2 separate regions of the Homo sapiens genome follow, and region 2 is linked to region 1. Evidence: chromatin contacts called from ENCODE Hi-C or POLR2A ChIA-PET data. All regions are on one chromosome and are shown on one strand. Each heading gives the region's core, a stretch centred on a gene start or an enhancer-like site at or near the end of the contact. The rest is flanking DNA. Distances are from core to core; before and after follow the strand shown. Region 1 overlaps FGGY (FGGY carbohydrate kinase domain containing). Region 2 overlaps FGGY (FGGY carbohydrate kinase domain containing).

Region 1 (6,318 bases), core at 3,292-5,791:
TAGATGACTGGGAGTTGACGTTTAGCAAAGTAAATCTCTTGGTGGCCCTGGTAAAGTTAATTTCAATAATTCTGGTTTTTTTTTTCATCTTAGAAACTTAGAGGTTAAAAAATAATAAATATACATGAGGAGATTTAGAGTGTATGTGGAAACAGAGATCTTCGGAGGACAAGTGGGATATTTCTTTATAGAAAGAGTTTTCCCTCTTGATTTTTTTGCTTGGTAAGTTTCTTTCAAATCAACTCAATTCATTTGGTGCTATTGCTTTTCTTTTGTGAAAACGATTCTGGGGATTTGATCAAAACCGACATGAAAATACAACCCTCAAATGGTAAATATCAGGGAATCTGGAATTTGCATTTTCTAGGCTAAAGTAATTTACTGGCCAAGTTTGCTGTCTCCTCACTCCCCCAACACATGTACAACTCTTAAATCTCATTCCCCTTTAGGCTCCTTCTCTCTCAGTTTATTTCCAGCACACATGCATATGCATCCATGCATACACAGGTGTGCACATATGCATGTATACACACACACAGACACACGACACACACGTGACGCACATATTTTACTCTGTGCTAATAAATAGGCCAGTATTGGCTAGGCTGGGCCTCAGGACTGTCTGGTTTAAATCTAAGCTGCCTGGGAGATCTGGAGTAATAAGTGAGTGACAACAGGTGCAGATTTTGTTACACCCTTCTGAACTCAGCCCATAGTTCTTTCTTTGATTCTTTTCACCCAACACCCTTGCTTCAATTGTGTCCAATAAATTTTATAGCTGCATGATCCTGTTTCAGAGCTGAAGGGAGATTTTTCCCTCCACTTGGCTAAATGGTGCCTAAGTCAAAACACCACTTCCTGCCCCCTCCTCACACTTTAAGAAGTAATAAGGAATAAACCCCAGGCCATAAGCTGTTGCTGGGTCCTGTATCTTCAGTTTTGCATGTGAAGAGCTAATTTTCTGGTCCCATTTTAGAAAAGCCAAGAATTAACTTGCAGAGAATTAGCCATAATTGGGGAGAAAATAATTACTTGGCTTTTTCTGCCCTGTGATAACTGGAGCCACTGGCAAATCTTTCACAGCAGTGTCAACGCCTACTTCTGTTTAAAACAAAGTATTGCACCAGGGGCCTTGAAAGTCACATCTGAATGTTCTCTGTGGTACATTTTGGTCCAAACCACCCTGAATATTGGAGTTGGATTCATTTCATGTCTTTTTTGGTGTAAAATCCCGGTGCAGGGAGACATTTCATATTACACTGGAAGACATGAATGTCTTTTGCAGGTGTCAGGTATGCTCATGGGCCCTGCATGCATACTTAAGGTTGGGTCCAATTGGATTTTTTTAGGAGCAGTCTGTGGTCTAAGCTGAGAATTTTTTCTCATAAGGGCCCATTTTCCTCTAGCATTTTTCTGTTTTGAGACTTTGCCCAGCTGCCTCTATTCCCTAGTATGTAGACTTAATAAAAAATCTCTTGGTTCATAATAAACATGGAAAGGAGATGGTACACGTTTTCCATTTGCTAGTAGAGGTTTACCTGAATACAGTTGGTCATATATCTCAGTGTCGTCAGAGTACAACAAAATGTCATGCCTTCCCATGATTTCAGACACCACTCTTCAGTAATGACTTATCTGAATATCAGCCCTGTACCTCTCCTGAGCTCCAGCCTTAAGGGCACACTTTTCATTGGGTAGCCCTACCTGCTGACCCATAGACACCCTAGGCTCAACTCATTTTCCCTAAATAAATTTGCTTTTCTTTCTGTGTTTTCTATCATGGTAAAGGTGCTGTGATCCAATAACTCAAACAAGAAACCTTGATGGCATGCCTTCCATATCCATTACTGTTAGCTAAGTGGGGGACAATCTATATATTGCCTCAGATATCACTGGGATCCATTGCCCTCCTAACTAGGCTCCCTGGGTCCAGTCATCTTTGCCTTTCCTCCAACTTCTCCCCCATGTCACCTACCTCCTCTTTTCTCTACCCCCACCAAAACAGTACTTCATACATCCCTAGTATTGTCTTTAAATGTAAATCTGATATTATTTAACTATTTGAATTCTTTAGTAACATCCCACTGCTGGCAGGAAACAAGTCCTAACTTCCTAGTATAAGGAATATAAGGTCCAATGTGATCCAGCTGCTCCCTGACTCTCCAGTCTTACCTCCTGTCACACTACCATGGATCAAGCCCCATGGTTCCCTTTATTCTCTTTCAACTCTGTATTTTCGCATATGTGACTTTCTTCTGCTAGTAATGCCCTTTCTTAATTGGCCTGTACCTTTGACTCCTACACTTCTGTATTATTAGGCTATAGCACTAGATGTGGCTTAAATAAGTTAGATTATTTGTTTATCTGATAGTCCGGACGTAGATGCTTTCCATGAGATCATCCAGGAACCCAGGTAGCTTCTGCATTGGACTGTGCTTAACATGATGCCCCTTTCTGCATGATCCAAAGTGGCTTTCAACCACAGCTTCCTTCAAGGCAGCAAGATGGAGAATAGATGAAGAAGGAACACACCTTCTCCCTTTTGGTGCTGTGACTAATAAGAAATATATTTTTAGTTTCTGTTCCAGGTTTGTGACACAGAGCTCCTAAAAGCCTTGTAATTTCCAGAGTGATCAACATTCTAGGAGTATCTTTTGTTGTACTATTTAGACTTTGACTCTGGTTCCTAACAGAGCTTCTAAATCCCTTGGGGTTTCCTAAGCGATAGAGCATCTTTTGCTTTAATGAGGCGACTCTTGGGCTCCTGGATAACTTCAGAATGGGAGTTGGTCAGAATGGGACTTGGTCACTAGAAAGACCATGTGATGGATAGCAGCTCAGAATTTTCAGCCCTACTCCCCACATCCACCCAATCCACCAGGAGGGGAGAGAGGCTGGAGATTGAGTTAATAAGCAATCATGCCTGTGTGATGAATCATCCCTAAAAATCCCTGAAAGATGGGGTTTGGAGAGCTCCCGGGTTGGTGAACAAGTGGAGGTGCCTGGAGAGGGCATGAAAGCTCCCCACCCCTTCCCACATACCTTGCCCTATGTACCTCTTTGTCTGGCTGTTCATTTGTATTTGTATTCTTTATAATAAGCCAGTAAATTTAAGTAGAGTGTTTCCCTGAGTTTTGTGAGCCATTATAGCAAATTATCAAACCTGAAAAAAGGGGGTTATGGGAACCTCCAGTATGTAGCTGATCAGTCAGAAGTATGGAAGGCCTAGACTTTTGATTGGCATCTGAAATGGGAGCAGTCTTGGATTGAAGCCTTAACCTGTGTGATCTGCCCTTACTCCAGGTAGTTAGTTTAGAATTGAATTGTGGGACACCTGGTTGGTTTCTGAAGAGTTAGAGTATTGGTTAGTGTGGGAAAATCCCTCACACACGTGATGTAAAAATTGTCATGAGTATGCAGAAAAAAGTTTTTCCCCTTTAGTGGCAGTTTCCAGAGTTTGTAAATATCTCTGCTTCCCAATCTTTTGTGCCTCCTGTCTGTCTGGTACTCCACCTCTGTAGTAATGGCAGCAGCAGCAATTCTAGTAGTAGTCACAGTGGTGTTTCTCTAGTAGAAGCTGTAATAGTAGTAGGAAGAAGAGGTGTAGGAGTAGTATCAGTATCATAATTTCCCATTCCTAGTTTCAGAAGAGATTGAAAGGCTAAGTGACATGCCTGAGGTCACATAGTTAATAAGTAAACGGCAAAGCTATCGTTCTGACTGGGAGCTCTCTTACTTCAGAGCTCACCACTAGACTGTGGGTAGTTTTCAATCCAGTCACACTAAATGCCAGTTATTTCCTTACATGATTACCTCTCCCACAAGATTCAGAACTTCTTGAGGAAAAGGACATATCCAACTGACCTTTGTATCTGTAGAGCCTAGCTCCAAGGCTGGGCGTATCCATCAGTTTTAGACATTGAAATCAGGGTTTCTTAACCTTGGCACCATTGACATTTTGGGCCAGATAATTCTTTGTTGTGGGGCTGTCCCATTGTGCATGACAGGATGTGTGGCACCATCCCTGACTTCTACCCACTAGTTGCCAGTAGCACATATCCCCACCCGCAGCCAGATAAACCAAAAATATCTCCATGCATTGCCAGCTATCTGCTGGGAGACAAAATGTCCCTGATTAAGAACCACTGATTTAAATTAAATGAAGGCCAAGGAGCCTTGAGTAGTGTTCATATCCGAAAAGGGCATTTTCAGAATTGTTCAGGCTGCTGGATCTCTCAAAGATGATGATGTATTTTCCAGGCCTCATGTGTCTGGAGCACAGGTTGCCTGTGGTGGTGGCTGCAATGATCTCAGTGTGCCAGGCCTTCACGGGGAATACCAGAGAGGGTCCCTCTGGAGCAGCTCTTACTGGGTCATGGAGACCATCTGTCTGGCATGGTACCACCTGGCAAAATCTCTTTGCCTTAACCAAAAATATGCTTTTGTAAATTTCCTGGCAAAGCAGGGGCTGCATTCTGTTTCCTGATTTCTCTCTTTTATTTCCAGATGTGTCACTGGTGACACATAGAGCCCAATGAGAACTCTGTTGGAAACTCAAGTTTCTCATTCTTCGCCAGCTCCGTTGTCATGATTTTCCCACCGTCTAAGCCAGTGTAGGTTACGTTACCCACGTGCTGGTTAGTGCTTGGATGTCAGTTTTCCTTTTTAAATTCTAGATCTGTAGCATGCTTTAGGGAGGAAACTTTATGGCTTATTACACAAATGGAGTTAACCCTTCCCTGCTTTGCAGTGTTTTTGTTAGTGACAGAGACATGAATTCAAGATCTGCCATTTATTATTTGTTTCATTTTGGACAACATGCTTAGCTTCTTTGATCCTTGATTTGTTTACCTTCAAAACAGAGTAACCTACCTGTCCTGTCTACCTCCATGGGATTATTATTAAAACACAATAAGATAATCTGCTCAAAAGGCTTAAACTCCCTAGTATGATTTACTATCAGTATACCTTTTGCACCCAAGAAAACTCTACAGTATCATTGTTCATGGGCACCAAATTGTAAGTTCAGTTAAGGCAGACTTTGTGTCTTTTTCTGCCAGTTTCTAGGACCTAGAAGGTATTCAGTAAATATATGGTGAATGACAGTATGAAAAAAATTGGGAAGTCAGATTCTGTGGTTCATTGTACCAGTGGGGGCTGGAGGGAGGTAAGTGAATGGTTTGTGTGGCTTTGTGTCATTTGTATTTGTGACAGACATTCCAAGCAATAGCATTTTCAAGGGTTCACAAGTGAGTGCCTGCAGAGGCAGGACACACTTAACACTCTGGCAGATATGCGACAAGACAGGGTAGGGAGGGGCCCAAGGGAACTAGAGAGGGCATACCCAGCTGTCTTAGTCATTTTGGGCTGCTATTAAAAAATGCCATAGACTGGGTGGCTTATAAACAACGGAAATTATTTCTCACTGTTCTGGAGGCTAGGAAGTCCAAGATCCAGGCCCCAGTTTATTCCATGTCTGGTGAGGACTCACTTCCTGGTTCATAGGTAGCCATCTCCTCTGTGTCCTCAAAAGACGGGAGGAGTAAATGAGCTTTCTGGGATCCATTTTACAAGGGCCCTACTTCTTCATGACCTAATCACCTCCCAAAGCCCCCCCCACCTCCAAATACCATCACCTTGAGGATTAGGTTTCAACACAGGAATTTTGAGGGGGGGATACACACACTGTCTATATTGCCAACCTAAAGACATTCACAGTTACACATTTTGAAGTCTCTGCATCAGCTAAACAAAATATGTCTTTGGGCCAATTTAAGTCTTCAGACAAAAATTTACAACTCCTTATTGACAGAGTACCTAATATAAATACTGGGACAGATGCGGGGCAGATAAAGATGAGGTGCTCAGGATCCGGCAGCAGTGATAGACAGGAAATTAGTGAGACAATGAGAATATCCAAGATACATGGAGAGCTTAGCCCAGCACTGTCCAATGTCCTTTACAAATGACAACTTGTATTTAATCCTCACAACAGCCCAATGTGAGTTAGTGGATATTATGTCCCCTGTTTTATAATGAGGACCCTAAGGCACAAAGAGGTTGATATTTTGCCAGAGGCTTTGAAGCCAGTATCTGGGGAATAATAAAATGCAACGTGTATGTCCAATGACAAAGGAAACACAGAAGCCCCCTCTTAGATCTCACTACTTCTACTCCTGCCCCTCCAGCCCCTCCATTTGAAGATCCCTGAGGGATCTGAAAATGCAACTTTGATCGTGGCACAGACCAGTCCTGAGGTTGGTGCAGTGACATCCCCATGCCACAGAGGCCCTGTGCCTTCTGGACGCTGCCTCTCTT
Region 2 (5,711 bases), core at 3,194-5,693, 100 kb before region 1:
TGTGCAATAGCACTGTATCTAAAAAAAAGGTACCTTAATTAAAAAATACTTTATTGCTAAAAATGCTAATGAAGTGAGCACATGCTGTTGGAAAAATGGCAGCAATGGACTTGCTTACTGCAGGGTTGCCACAGACGTTCAATTTGTAAAAAATGTAATATCTGCAAAGTGCAATAAAGTGAAGCACGATAAAATGAGGTATGCCTGTATTTGGGTAGAACTCAATCCTTAACATGGCCTTCAGGGCCCTACATGGCCTGTCTCGACTTGCATTCCTGGCTCATCTCATGATGCTTCTCCTGGCTCTCTGCATTCCAGCCACACCTTCCTTCTGTCATGTCCTCAAACATGCAATGCTCCCTTTAGCGTAAGAATTGTTACCCAGATTCTTTCTTCTGGCTGCATATCCTTCCTACCTTCCACCAGCATATCTAACTCCTGTTCATCCTTAGACCTAAGCTATCCAATCCAATAGTTGCTGAACCCACAATGCCATTTAAATTTATAGTAATTACAATTAAATATAATTAAACATTCACTTCCTCTTTTGCTCCAGCCAAATTTCAAGTGCTCAATAGCCACATGGTGGCTATTATACTGAACAGCACAGATATAGCACATTTTCATTATTGTAGAAAGTTCCATTGGATAGTGCTGCCCCAAACCTTAATTCAAAAGTTAGTTCTTCAAGGAAGGAGCATTTTCTCTACCAATACCACCTCCAACTAAGTCTTATTTCACTTATTAAATGTTTTCACAGTGCCTTGTACGTCTCTTTCATAGAACTCCATGTGGTTCGTGAATCATTCATTTTTTGTTATCAAATAATAAAATCATTCTATAAATCAAGAATAAAATACCATAAAATGAAACAAAATAATAAGATATTTCACTTTTTGGATTAATGTATGTCTTCCCTACTAGATTTTATGTTTCAGGAGGGCAGGAGCTATGTTTTGCTTACCCAGAGCCTGGGTTATATTAGACCCAGGAAGTGTAAAAAAAATGAAGGGTCAAAAGAAATTGAGAGCACTTTGGGAGGCCCAGGTGGGCAGATCATGAGGTCAGGAGTTTGAGACCCGCCTGGTCAACATGGCAAAACCTTGTTTTTACTAAAAATACAAAAATTAGCTGGGCGTGGTGGTGTGCGCCTGTAATCCCAACTACTGAGGAGGCTGAGGCAGGAGAATCACTTGAACCCGGGAGGCGGAGGTTGCAATAAGCCGAGATCGCAGCACTGCCCTCCAGCCTGGGCGACAAAGCAAGACTCCATCTCAAAAAAAAAAAAAAGAAAAGAAAAGAAATGGAGACCTCCCTACTTCTACCCACTGGAGAAAACTTGAGAAAGGATGTAGGGCAAAAAGTGACTCTTGAACTCTTAAGAGAAGACAATTGGAACTGGAGGAATAGAATGGTCAGAAGCGCTGAGATGGGAACATCAAGGATCGAATCCTAGCTGTAATAGGTGGTTTCTAATAGGAAGAAGGAAAGGGAGGCTAGAATTGACGATACAGGGGTAGGTGAGACAGCTGGCTCAGACCAATGGGGAGCTCCTCTAGAATCATCCTGAGTTTGAGATTGACCAGTCTTGCAACAGATTCAGAATGGCTGGCAGAGAAGAAACTAAATTTAAGGATGTCAGGAGGCAGACATCCTGATGAGTTTCAGAGGCTGAGATTTTTTTTTTTTTAAACTATAAACTTTGGGAAGACTGGGACCACGTCTCTCTTGACCAGGATATGTTCTCTGTGTCTGGCACATATAGGTGCTTAATATTTTTAATAATAAATGGCTAGATTAGACTATTGGCAGAGGAATAAATAGGAGGGCTGAGACTGAGAGGCTTTAGGAAGGCAGGCGTAACTGGACTTGGCAACAATGGAGAGGAAGGAGGTAGAGGCTATTTGAGTTTCAGTTCTTGGCAGAATGTTGGGGTCACTGATATAAATGAGAGTATTTGGCCTTTATTTCATCATCTTATCATCAAATGGCAATACCATACCTAAGCTGGGATGCTACGTAGGTAAAGGATTAGGACTGGGTTTATTTACTTCACTGGTCACTAGAGTAGCTTTTACAAAATTGACTGCCTTCAAGGGCCTTCCAGGTAATGCACGCCCCAACACAAGCTGTATTTGTCTTCTTGCTGTTCCCCCTCCCAGGACCTCTGCGCTCGCTGTTCCCCTGCCTGGAACACTCTTCCCCCAGATTTCCATGAGGTCCACTCCTCATGTCTTTCAGGTGTATCCTCAAATTTCACTTGCATCTTGCATAGGAACCACCTCCTCCTTGCATTCCTAATCCCCCTGAGTAATCACTTGCTAGTATACTATATCTACACTATGTAATTTATTTGATTTATTGGGTATTGTCTATCCCTACTAAAATGTAATCTCCAAAAGAGCAAGGATTAAAAAAAAAAGTTTTTCTCTCCATTGTTTTTCCAATACCTAGAAGAGAAAATTCTGCACAGCCTGACCCTAGAAGGGGCTTGATTATTTTCGCTAAGGACTTATGGCTAAGTGAGTGATTGAACTGTGTAACCAACAGGTAGTGATGGAGCCTGAGGGAACTGGTGATTGCATAACTCCTCGCACGCCCCCAAAGCTGACAAAGGCATTCAAATCAAGATTTAAAAGAATACAGTACCTGCCACTCAGAACTCTACTGCAAGCTGGATTATGTCTATGAAGCCCCAGGCTTTGACCCTTGCTCTAAATAGAGCTAAGGATAAAACCAGGTATGCATCTGACCCTCCAGTTCTCAGTTTGGAGGGTTTCTAAGAAACACCATCTCCCCACCCAATATGGCAGATCTTGCTGATTTAAAACACATGCAGAATTGAACCATTTCCCACAATAAGAAGAAAGTGATACACAATCCCTTCCCCAAATATTTGTTTGCTGCCCCATAGCTACGAGTTGACAGTTGTTAGACATGGAACAGGTTACCAAATGAGGTTGCAGAAATCTCTTTCTCTGGAAATTCTTTAGAAGAGCAATGTGCTTTCTCTCTAGCTAGGGAAATTCTCTTGATTCCAAGCTGTTACAATGAGATTACTGGGCTGCTTTCTTCTTCCATTAATAAGAATATAAAAAAGAATTCTTAGGTCACCAGGTCAAGCCCCAGAGGCCTTCTGGGTAGTGTGACTCTGACAGTCATCTTTCTGGGATGGTTTAGATGGTGTGGGGTGAGGGGTTGGGAATGGCGATGTTCCTCAGCTGTGGATGAGCATGATCATAAGGCATTTCCTTGTAAGGCTGGGGAAATAGTAGTGGCTACCTAGCTAGATCAGGTTTAAATGCATGCCACAGTTACTCTTCCAGTTTCTTGTGAGAGGTCTCTGTTTGAAAGATAGAGACGCTGAGTCTTTGTGACTGAAGGCCATGATTGTAATATTGAGCACTCTGTAGGTCTGTTGAGGGGATTCATAACATACATTGAAGAAAATATTTTCCTTGCTCCTACTAGGTTACTCCCGCCATGATTCTTAGAAAGATTTGAGTCTATCCAATTTTTTCTATTCCTACTCTTTTTGCTTGTCATTTTTATATGTGCTTACGTGACACAGAGAGCAAGCATGCTGTGCTTTGTACATAAAAACATTCCATGAACACAATAAGGCATTGAGTGCATTTCCTATCCTATTTTCTATAAAGGTTTACTGGTTTCAAAGTAATTTCAGACTCCACTGATCCCATTCAAAGCCTTTGATTCTTACTTGGGAGGTATCTCTCACTCAGGAAACTGAGGCTCAGAAAGTTGATGGAGTTAGTGCAGGATTACCTGACCTAGAAGTGGTGGAGTTGGCACCAGAAGGAAGTTCTTTGGACACCACATCCTGTGTTTGTTTCTACTCCCAAACTGCCTTGTGGTATGGAGTTTGAGTCATCTATATTTTCTCACCCAAGTCCTCTTTTGACTAACTGCAGACCTGTGTGAGATGGGCTTACCCAAGTCAGACATGCACTTTCTGGGCACAGAAGCCAATTGGGCCACATAGCAAGTAGAAGTTAGGGCTGGGTGATTGATTGATTGGTATCCCACATGGAAAGATTTGAAGCAACTAATTTGCTCTAATATAAACTGCTACTTACTGTGCACTGATGCCAGATGTTGAGCTCATCACACCTTATTTTGCTGAATTCTCATATCATTGGGAGATGCAGGTTTAGGTAATAGTTTTGTACTGCCAAGGAAGCTGCTTATCTGACTTCACAAAGTTATATAACTCGGAAATAGTAGAACCAGATTTCAGACTCAGGTCTTCTGCCCCCAAAGTCGCTGATTTAACTACTATCCAGTGATTTCCAAGCCAAGTTGTAAGGACATTCCAGGCAGAAATAGCCATACCTGTAAATGCTATAGAAACATGAACCAGCAAAGCAAGAGAGGAGTTGCAATGGCTAGAATTGTGTAACTTGCCTTCAGCCACGTAGCCATGGTGGCAGAGCTAGGATTTGAATTCAAGTCTTTGTGACTCATTGTCATGAGGCCATACTGCCTGTCAGGAAATGGGTTTGGTCCTCACACTGTAAGTCTAGATAGATCAGTGTGGTGAAGGCATCTGGGTATTCACTTGGTACTGTGGGTCAAGGTACTACCAGCAGTCACAGATGGGTCAGCAGCAAGTGTTCTCTAGATCACATGTCCTTTCCACAGGATGAGTCTCTTGGGCAACAGGAAATTATCTGATGACAGAGGTGAGCAGTATGGTATAATGGAAAGAAAATAGACACTGAGTTTGAATTCTGGCTCTGCAATCTACTGGCTGTGTGACAAGTGCAAGTTCCTTAACCTCTCTGTGCCTGCTGTTCACCCTTTCCCTCGCCAATCATCCACTTCTTTTATTTTGTTTTATTTTTTTTGAGATGGAGTCTCATTCTGTCGCCCAGGCTGGAGTACAGTTGCATGGTCTTGGGTCACTGCAACCTTTGCCTCCTGGGTTGAAGCAGTTCTCCTGCCTCAGCCTCCCTAGTATTTGGGACTACAGGCACATGGCACCACACCTGGCTAGTTTTTGTATTTTTTAGTAGAGATGGGGTTTCATCGTGTTGGCCAGGCTGGTCTCAAACTCCTGACCTCAAGTGATCTTCCCGTCTTGGCCTCCCAAAGTGTTGGGATTACAGGCGTGAGCCATTGCACCCGGCCCCCACTTGTTTTTCATGAAAAACTAATATTAAATGTTTCTTTTGGAGGGCTTTGTAAGGATTAAATAATATGTATGTCAAACATATGGCACATAGTAGATGTTCAATATATGGCAATGCTTTATTAATATGACTTGAAAAAAATTACTGCTTTTCTTTTTTGGACATTTCTCATAATTATGTGAAGCTCTTGTTTGAGGAACATGTTAAATAGTAAGAAATGGAATTCTAAATTATAAATCTGGTATTTCCAAACAGGAAAAAAATAATTATATATTTTAAGGTGAATTTCACTAAATGAGGATGGACATTTTTGAGTTGACTTTTATGGGATTTAAAAGGTTGTAGTCATGTTTTAAGTTAATAGAAACTGGTCGCTCATGCTTTTTCTATAAAGGAAACCATAGAAACAAAAATAAAAAATAGAATTAATCGATAAATCTATTATTCTACAACTTTAAAAATTATACAAACAAGTGTAAAATCTATATCCTCCTCCTGCAGTTCCACCCTCAGGAGCAACCACTATTAACAATTTGTTGCATATTCTTTTTTTTAAAA

What was found. Hi-C counts contacts between places; a loop is a spot of excess contacts on that map. ChIA-PET counts read pairs that join two places held with the same protein, here RNA polymerase II (POLR2A). Pooled maps may share reads with other maps.
Region 2: a loop to region 1 is called in a pooled map, with 8 times the contacts of the local background. The contact joins two enhancer-like sites. A Hi-C loop is called at or near these places in 11 of 37 single-sample maps with no recorded cell type and 11 of 50 pooled maps. POLR2A ChIA-PET finds 5 or more read pairs at or near these places in 3 of 52 experiments (MCF 10A, RWPE1 and activated CD4-positive, alpha-beta T cell).

Annotation. Positions count from the first base shown.
Region 1 is chr1:59,429,175-59,435,492 of GRCh38, forward strand. The region is part of intron 5 of FGGY (FGGY carbohydrate kinase domain containing); the gene reads left to right. Among named protein-coding and RNA genes, the nearest start is that of FGGY, 140 kb to the left of the region's middle. Within about 2 kb of position 4,542, at least 5 of the 41 ENCODE cell types and tissues checked have a DNase peak (open chromatin) inside an H3K27ac peak, as active enhancers do.
Region 2 is chr1:59,329,293-59,335,003 of GRCh38, forward strand. The region is part of intron 2 of FGGY (FGGY carbohydrate kinase domain containing); the gene reads left to right. Among named protein-coding and RNA genes, the nearest start is that of FGGY, 35 kb to the left of the region's middle. Within about 2 kb of position 4,444, at least 3 of the 41 ENCODE cell types and tissues checked have a DNase peak (open chromatin) inside an H3K27ac peak, as active enhancers do.